Regions from separate parts of the Homo sapiens genome. Here region 1 is linked to region 2. The links are chromatin contacts, found by Hi-C or POLR2A ChIA-PET in ENCODE. All regions are on one chromosome and are shown on one strand. Each heading gives the region's core, a stretch centred on a gene start or an enhancer-like site at or near the end of the contact. The rest is flanking DNA. Distances are from core to core; before and after follow the strand shown.

The links. A loop is a pair of places that touch in the nucleus more often than their neighbours do. ChIA-PET counts read pairs that join two places held with the same protein, here RNA polymerase II (POLR2A). Pooled maps may share reads with other maps.
Region 1: a loop to region 2 is called in a pooled map, with 2.3 times the contacts of the local background. The contact joins two enhancer-like sites. A Hi-C loop is called at or near these places in 5 of 50 pooled maps. POLR2A ChIA-PET finds 5 or more read pairs at or near these places in 11 of 52 experiments (AG04450, CD8-positive, alpha-beta memory T cell, GM10248 and 7 more).

Annotation. Positions count from the first base shown.
Region 1 is chr1:26,798,391-26,802,848 of GRCh38, forward strand. PIGV (phosphatidylinositol glycan anchor biosynthesis class V) reads left to right here. Exons shown (of 4, transcript NM_017837.4): 4 at 1-2,269. Among named protein-coding and RNA genes, the nearest start is that of PIGV, 13 kb to the left of the region's middle. RefSeq lists an enhancer at 1,694-1,943. Within about 2 kb of position 1,606, at least 28 of the 41 ENCODE cell types and tissues checked have a DNase peak (open chromatin) inside an H3K27ac peak, as active enhancers do.
Region 2 is chr1:26,741,734-26,746,119 of GRCh38, forward strand. All of the region lies in intron 4 of ARID1A (AT-rich interaction domain 1A), which reads left to right. Among named protein-coding and RNA genes, the nearest start is that of PIGV, 44 kb to the right of the region's middle. RefSeq lists an enhancer at 2,598-2,667. Within about 2 kb of position 3,003, at least 31 of the 41 ENCODE cell types and tissues checked have a DNase peak (open chromatin) inside an H3K27ac peak, as active enhancers do.

The DNA of each region.
Region 1 (4,458 bases), core at 356-2,855, 55 kb after region 2:
GTTATACATGCAATGAATTGCCTTTTTAAAAATAATACAGGCCAGGCACGACGTTTCACACTGTAATCCCAGCACTTTGTGATGCCGAGGTGGGCAGATCACTTGAGGCCAGGAGTTTGAGACCGGCCTGGCCAACATGGCAAAACCCCGTCTCTACTAAAAATACAAAAATTAGCCGTGCATGATGGTACACACCTGTAATCCTACTCGGGAGGCTGAGGCATGAGAATTGCTTGAACTTGGAAGGCGGAGGTTTCAGTGAGCTGAGTTTGCGCCACTGCGCTCCAGCCTGGGCAACAGAGTGAGGCTCTGTCTCAAAAAAAGTAAAAAATAAAAATAATACAAATCTTTCCATGTGGCAAAAAGTAAAATAATTTTAAAAAGTTAAAATAATATAAATCAGCTGGGGGAAAAAAGGGTAAGAAGAAGGCATCAGGAACCCTGGATTCTAGTCCTCTCAGTAAAACCCCATTTACCAGCCATGTGACTTGGGAGAGTTTTCAGAACCTTAGTTACCACCTCTGAAACCATGGGAAATGATGATATTCTTCAGGGGGTGGTGGTGAATGATGCAGTCTCTTGTAGGTCCCTTTCTGCTCTAACATCTTAAGAACTGCCTTAAACAACAGAATCACCCCAGTCTAAATGCTAATGTAGAGGCTTAAATGTGTGATTTTAGGAGAAAATATCCAGTTCTCCTGTTTTCAGCAATTAGAAGAAACTCCTCCTCCACCGAGTGCAACTCTTGGGAGTAATTTAGGTGGTCTTTCCTTTCAATGAGGGAAAGCAGTAACATCTGGCAGATAAGGTGCCTGTTGTGCCGTTCTCAGATGCCTGCTTACTTGATCAGTAGACATGGGTCAGAGGCGCCAACACGGCGGCAGGAATTGGTAAATTGTACGTAAGTCCAAGGTGGAATGAAATGGTATCTGCCCTGCTTCCTGGCCCCCGTTTGGTCATGAGCCTATCACTATAATGGTAGTAAGATCACTGGCCCCTGCTGAGCTACTTTTGCCCATTCCTTGAGCCAGACGAGAGTTTGGCTCTGTATCATCCATCACCTCTTTTATTTCCCATTTAAGCCAAAACATCCAGTAAGCAGAAACTCTTCAAAACAGATGGGTAATCATAAGCAGCTTCTGGAAAGCCTCAAGAATTGGAATTTTGACACACTCCCTCTGACCATGACAGAAAGCTCAACTTGCCAGCTGAAGGGAAGCTCCTGGCTGAGCCCCAGCACCCTCTGTTGGAGCTTCTGGTCAGCCTGGCCAATAAGCATTTCCCATCCATCGCCCCAGCACTAGGACAGCTGAGAGAATTTGGTTCAGAGTCAAATGCTTCTGAAAATGTACACACAGATCAGGGCAGCCCTCTGCCTTCTGCCAAGACACCAAGTGCCCTTCTTGGCAAACGATGATCACCCCTGCCCTAGTGTCCCTCCAGTTAGTTGGCAGAAACTGTTCCCTTTCTCCTTGCCAACAGCTGCAAATCCAGAGACTTCCACCTTGCGTGCAGGAAGTGTTGGGGTCCTGTTTCAGCTCTTTATTGCCGAGGTAGGAGCACTGGGTTCTTCGCTCTCCTCTTTGCCTCCTTTTGGGGGATAATCAGGACTGATTATTCCTCTACTGGAAGAGGTGACTCAGACCCCACAGAGTAGGTGTGATGTCACTGCTCTGGCAGTCTCAGTTTAACCTTCACACTAGATCTCATCATGCCCAGAAACCTTGTAACAGGAGCCCAGCTAGGTGGGTGCACCTGGCATGAGCTGGACAAGGTTTTCTCTCTGACCTTGCAGGGATTTAGTTGTTCTCTAAGGAGCTAAGGAATGGGCTGATTTTATGACCAGCAGCTGTCCTTTTACCATCCTATTAACAGTCTCTTTAATAGTCTGGGAGAGGGACATGAAGGACCCAAGGCAGGAAGTTTCCTGTTTACCCTGAGGCCTAACAATGCCACAGCTAGGTGGGGTGTCTACAGTTTCAGAGAAAAGTCATTTCCTTCTGAGACCCTGCTAAAACAGAAACCAGACGCCTCAGCCTCACGTACCTAGAAGTAGATGCTTTTTTTTGTTCTTTAATGAAGGTGGGAGGAGAGTGTTTGACATACCTTTACCAGTCCTCCTGGAAAAATGTTACTTTTATTGAATAGACCCTCTCACTGTCATCTGAAAATGTAATATGTGCAGGCTCAAGGGATTTGAAACTGATTGATTCTTTCAGTAATTGTTTATTAATGCCTATTTTAGGGGAATAAAGATGACTCAGCTATGCCTCCTGTCCTCAAATAACTGTCTAATAAGAGTTGCTAGCAGACACAGAAACATTAAGGCAGAAAGCAATAAATTCTGGGGAGTGAAAGGACACTGAAGCTTCTTGCTCTGTATCTCACTACTTGAACTTTTTTTTTTTTTTTTTTTTTTTTGAGACGGAGTCTTGCTCTGTCACCCAGGCTGGAGTGCAGTGGCGCGATCTCGGCTCACTGCAACCTCCGCCTCCCAGGTTCAAGCAATTATCCTGCCTCAGCCTCCCTAGTAGCTGGGATTACAGGTGCCCGCCACCACGCCCAGCTAATTTTTGTATTTTTTAGTAGAGACGGGGTTTCACCATGTTGGCCAGGCTGGTCTCGAACTCCTGACCTCGTGATCCACCCTCCTTGGGCTCCCAAAGTGCTGGGATTACAGGCATGAGCCACCGTGCCCAGCCCTACTTGAACTTTTTATGATTAGAATGAATTCAAGTTTTATTTGTGTGCTTAGAAAAAGGTAAGTGAGGCAGAGAGCATGTACTCTGTAAGTTTACACGAGATGGAGATCCCTTCCAGCTTGGGATACCTGAAAAGACTTCATGGACCAATGATAGTTGAGCTAGACTTTGAATGATAGGGAGGATTTGAAAGTTCAGGGTACAGAATGAATATAGAAGGCAGGAAATGGAACAGGATAGGACAGGGAGAAACCAGTGTGAATGGAGCTGAGGTCTTAATCTAGGCCTTGAAATCAGCCCCAAGCCCAGCTCTACTGTGTACTAACTGTGTAAACTTGAGCCAGATACTGACTCTCTAAGCCTCAGTTTACTCATCTGTAAAATGTAGATAATAATATCTAGCTCATAGATAAAAGAATAATAACATCTCATAGGGTGGTGGTGGGAATTAAATGTTACCATATGAAAAGTGTTGAGAACAGTGCTAACAAAGCAATAGCTGCATTTTGGACATGTTGGGTTTACGATACCAAGCAGCACATTTATGTGCCAGGAAATGTGGAACTGGAGACCAAGAGAGTGGTCAGGGAACCATGCACACAGACACGGTAATTACAGCAGCCATGCTGTTGGATGGGATTGTCAAAAAAAGAGTGTGGAGAGAGAAGAGAGAGGGGCTGTAAGAGTTTGGGTAGGTTGGCTGGGCGCGGTGGCTCACGCCTGTAATCCCAGCACTTTGAGAGGCAGAGGCAGGCGGATCACGAGGTCAGGAGATCGAGACCATCCTGGCTAACACAGTGAAACCCAGTCTCTACTAAAAATACAAAAAATTAGCCAGGTGTGGTGGCGGGCACCTGTAGTCCCAGCTACTCGGGAGGCTGAGGCAGGAGAATGACGTGAACCCAGGAGGCGGAGCTTGCAGTGAGCCGAGATTGTGCCACTGCACTCCAGCCTGGGCGACAGAGTGAGACTCTGTCTCAAAAAAAAAACAAAAAACAAAAAAGAGTTTGGGTAGGTGGCTCAACCTCTCTAAGCCTGTTTTCTCATCTACAGTGGGGGTGATAGCATCTACCACATGGGCAGTCATGAAGATAAAGCACTTAGCACAGTGCCTGTATGGCAAGAACTTCATGAATGGTAGCTATTGTATTATCATTATTATCATTAAAGGACCAGAAACAAATTGTATCATTGGCGGAAAAGAGAGTTTCAAGGCCAGGCACAGTGGCTCATGTCTGTAATCCTAGCACTTTGGGAGGCTGAGGTAGGTGGATCGCTTGAGCCCAGGAGTTTGAGACTAGCCTAGGCAACATGGTGAAACCCCATCTCTACAAAAAATACAAAAATTAGCCAGGTATCCTGGTGGGCGTCTGTAGTCTCAGCTACTCGGGAGACTGAGGTGGGAGGGTCACCTGATCCCAGGAGGTCAAGGCTGCAGTGAGCAGTGATCACACCACTGCACTCCAATGTGGGTGACAGTGAGACCCTGTCTCAAGAAAAAAGTTTCAAGAAGAAAGAAATGGTTAGCAGGGTCATATACTGTTAAGGAAAGGATGAGAAAAACTATTGAATTTAGGGATTAGGGATATTATCCAAGGTAGGCTAACGGCGATACCAAACAACCGCCAAAACTCAGTGGCTTAATAATAAAAGTTCCTTTCTTTTTTACTTCATAGTCTAGTGCAGGTTTAGGAAGGGAGGTCTGTTCCGCCCAATTATTGGGGACCCAGTCTTGTCCATTTTGTGACTGTCCTGC
Region 2 (4,386 bases), core at 1,753-4,252:
ACAGAATTAGGATCTGTAATGTCTATCAAATTATCCCTTGAGTTTCTGAGCCATTCTTTAGATTTCACTTAACATCTTAGCTATTACCCTTCGTATTTTTACTTCTGTAATGCTCTCAGACGCTGAGATCTTGGAATTACATTGGTCTAGAAAGAGGAAATGCGAGGGAGCTATGCTGTCCCTGTAGAATCCAGATTTTAGAGGGCAGGAGTAAGGCCAGGCAAGGAGCTACAGTCAACATCAGTTATTCTGAAAAGATAGGAATTGGAAGGTACAGAATACCCACTCCTGTTTTACATATGAAAAACCAAGGGTCAGAATCAAGATTTGAATCTAGCTCTGATATTTCAGGTGAAATATTTCCTCCAGCATCCCACCCAGTAGAGGAAAGACATGGACAATCTGATCCTCTCTTCATTTTTAGGCAAAAAACTCAACTCTTTGCCATTTAGCATTTGCTAGACTTGTCCTAAAAGGAATGTCAATGGATTTCCATTTTACTTCTGTTTTCCCAGACATCCCTGTGATGGAGGCACAGATGAGCTGTGGAAAGAGCGAGTGGTAGGAAAGATAGCCAAACCTATAGGACCTGCTTGGAGGAACTAGCCAACTAGGGAATCGCCTCAAACAGTGAACCGTTGACTAGAGTTTGGTTATTTGGTTCCTGTGTGGGATGAGAGCAAGCCCTGTTCTGTGTCTGTCTTCTTAGAACATACTGTCCTGGTCAGTGCTAACTTTAATCAGTTAGATCCTTGCTACTCAGTGTGGTCCATTGTCTAGAAGCACCAACATCACCGGGAAGCTTGCTAGAAATGTAGATTTTCAGGCCCCATCCTAGATTTATTGGATCTAACTGTTAATAAGATCTCTAAGTGATTCATGTGTCTAATGGTTTAGAAGCACAGAGACCCTGAGAGCTGAGAGTAAAATTTTCAAATGAAATATCAAGCTGGTAGGCCAGGCACGGTGGCTCACACCTGTAATCCCAGCACTGTGGGAGGCTGAGGCGGGTGGATCATGAGGTCGGGAGTTCGAGAGCAGCCTGACCAATATGGTGAAACTCCATCTCTACTAAAAATATAAAAATTTAGCTGGGCGTGGTGGCATGCACCTGTGATCCCAGCTACTCAGGAAGCTGAGGCAGGAGAATCCCTTGAACCCGAGAGGCGGAGGTTGCAGTGGGCTGAGGTCGCGCCACTGCACTCCAGCCTATGTGACAGAGCGAGACTGTCTCAAAAAAAGAAATATAAAAAATATCAAGCTGGGGCTTTGGAACGTCATAAATTTTACAGATTGTATCCAGTAATATTTAAGTAATCTCTGAGTGTGGGAGACCACCACCAGTTGTTTCGTGCGTGTTTTGGGGACCCTGGCTCCCAGTGCCTTACCCAGTTCAGAACCCATAGTGGAGCCATCCACAGCTCCCAGCATACCTCTGCAACTTCATCTCCAGCCACTCATTTGTACCTTAAGCTCCTCACAATTCCTGGTCCTCTTGATTAGGATGTATACCTGTTTCTCTCTCTTTCTGTCATGCTCAGCAAACTTCTACTTTGGCTTCAAAACCTAGCTGGAATACTCTCTCTGAGACTTCTTCCCCATTTTCATATTGGCATAGCCTTATGCTGGTACCTCTGCTTGAACTGTATCTGACATCTGTCATGTTGTGCCCAGAACAGGCAGATATTTGTAAACCTTTGTTGAATACCTCCTAGATTCTTGCTACCTAGTTGAGCTTTGGGAGCTGACGTTTTGTTGTTTAGGTTTATTGAGAGGAGTGACAAATCCTCTCAATAAATGCTTTAAAAATTAGAACATTTGGCTGGGCACGGTGGCTCACACCTATAGTCCCAGCACTTTGGGAGGCTGAGGCGGGTCATCATGAGGTCAAGAGTTCAAGACCAGCCTGGACAACATGGCGAAACCCTGTCTCTACTAAAAATACAAAAATAGGCAGGTGTGGTGGCAGGGGCCTGTAGTCCCAGCTACTCGGGAGGCTGAGGCAAGAGAATCGCTTGAACCCGGGAGGCAGAGGATGCAGTACTCCATCTCAAAAAAAAAAAAAAAAAATTAAAACATTTGAAGGATTTTAATTTTACACAGTTTCTGTTCCCTTTTGTTCATTTCATGATAGAAGGAGAGAGGGCCCACAGTCCTTATCTAGGTTTTTGATGGTTGATTTTCAAAAAGATAACAGAAATGTCACTAGCGATTTTGGTAACCAGAGAAGCAGGGTCTTTCTGAGGTTGGTGACCTGTTTTCTTTATAGCTGACCATGTATCTGTGCCTGCTCCCCTTGAATTATAGCCCAGGTGCTCTCTCAGAGTCTCGAAAAGGAAATCCCCACCCCCTCTGTCATATCTGCCCAGACTGCTAAGAGCAGCATGTACCCTGTGCATGTAGCCATCCCTTCTCTAGAACGCTGGTTCTCTGGGCTGGACTGGCCAATCCGCTTCTCCATCTTAGTCACACTGTTCCAACCCTGATACTGCCTGCTGACTGCCTGAGCCTGTGCTGCTTGCAGCAGATTACTGTATGCTTGTTCCTGGGCCCATTTCCTGTTTCTATTCTAGTCGCTGGTGGCTCAGCTCTGCTTCCTGCCTGTGTGTCTCACACAGATTCCTCTTGCTGGAACCTTTTGTTTCCTTCGGAACAGCCTCAATCTTTGAAAAGCAACTGAGCCTTAACTCTAGTATGATGGCTCTTGAGTCACTTAGTCCTACAGAGGTCTGGCTGGAAGTACCTCTTCCCCATTAAGCACACCGTTTGAATTTTACCTTGTTTTTCAGTTTGTCGTCAGCCCTGCTGTAGGAAGTTAAGTTGGGCCAAACTTGTCCTCACTTATTAGTACACAGAGCTATCGGGACTGGTATGTCCTGATTCTTTTGTACCTGGAGCTTTTAAATGTATTTCCTACTACTCAAGAAGACACTTGGTATCCTCTCTGGCCCAAGCTTCCCTGAAGCCCAGGTGATACTTATTTTGAGTTGGGCAGGTTATGCCATCCTCAGCAGAATAACAGGCTGCAGAAAACATAGGGATGGAAAAGAAAGCGTGTGCTGACTCAACCCTCCATCCTGTGTGAGCAATTCAAACCCCCCACCCACCCCCTCAGAGCTTAGGGTGAGAGAGAGAAAGTACAGTGAGGTTGTAAAAAGGGAAGAAGTGAAGGAGGTTGTCCTGGACAAATGTATTTAAAGGCCTAAGGCTCCCCCCTCTTGCCCATTTCCTACAAAAAATATGCTTCGTGAATAAATCTTTTTTCTCTTCCTTTACAGCCACTCTTTTGGGATCATTTGATAATACTGAGTCAGAGGATTTCTGTACTGGACCCTAGGTCTAGCTATGTTTAAAAGAGAGAGATTTAATATAGGGAATTTGGGCTTACAACTGGAAGGAGTGAGGGAGCTTGCTCTAGGCTTGGCCTCCAAGAAACCAGACCCAGATTTAACCTAGATTTGACCTACCAGGGGAACGTCTATCTCGGAGCTACTATTAGATTGATTGCTCTTGAATCATACCCCTAAACCTGTGGTCCAGAATCAGTAAACTGGAATCAAGAAGCAGTAGCTGCTGCCGCCAGAACCAGCACCCAGTTAAGTGGAGGATGGAACCAAAATGCTCCTGCAGAAACAAGTAAAGGAGACAGAAATATGGTCTCTGCTTACTTTGATCTAATCTCATGAGTCAGCTTCTCATTAGCAGAAGCTGAATTGTATCCAAAACCAAGGGATTCTTGGAAATTTCGTTTTTAAGCTTTTTAACCTCTACAATTAGAGAAAGAATAGAATGGAGGCTGCATGAACTAGCCCAACAGAATATTTACAATACTGACACCCCATTCCCGTCTCCCCTCCCACCCCCAACTTTACATATGACGAACCTAAGGCCCAGAAAGGGCAAGAGACTTGTCCAGGGTCATTCAGTAAATGAGAACATTGGATTCTCTGACTGCTAGTCCAGTGGTTCTACTGTTGCTTTTACTGTTAGGACCAACTCCTGTACAAGACCAGCAAAAAGATCCTTTAAGAAAAGGCCGCAGGCACGGTAGCTCACACCTGTAATCCCAGCACTTTGGGAGGTTGAGGCGGTGAGATCACCTGAGGTTGGGAGTTCAAGACCAGCCTGACCAACATTAAGAAACTCCGTCTCTACTAAAAATACAAAATTAGCCGGGCGTGGTGGCATGTGCTTGTAATCCCAGCTACTTGGGAGGCTGAGGCAGGAGAATCGCTTGAACCTGGGAGGCGGAGGTTGCGGTGAGTCAAGATTGTGCCACTGCACTCCAGTCTGGGCAACAAGAGCAAAACTCTGTCTCAAAAAAATAGAAAAGGAAAAATGCCATATTCAGAAAATGGACTTTGCCTTCCGTATTCTCTTTGGAGA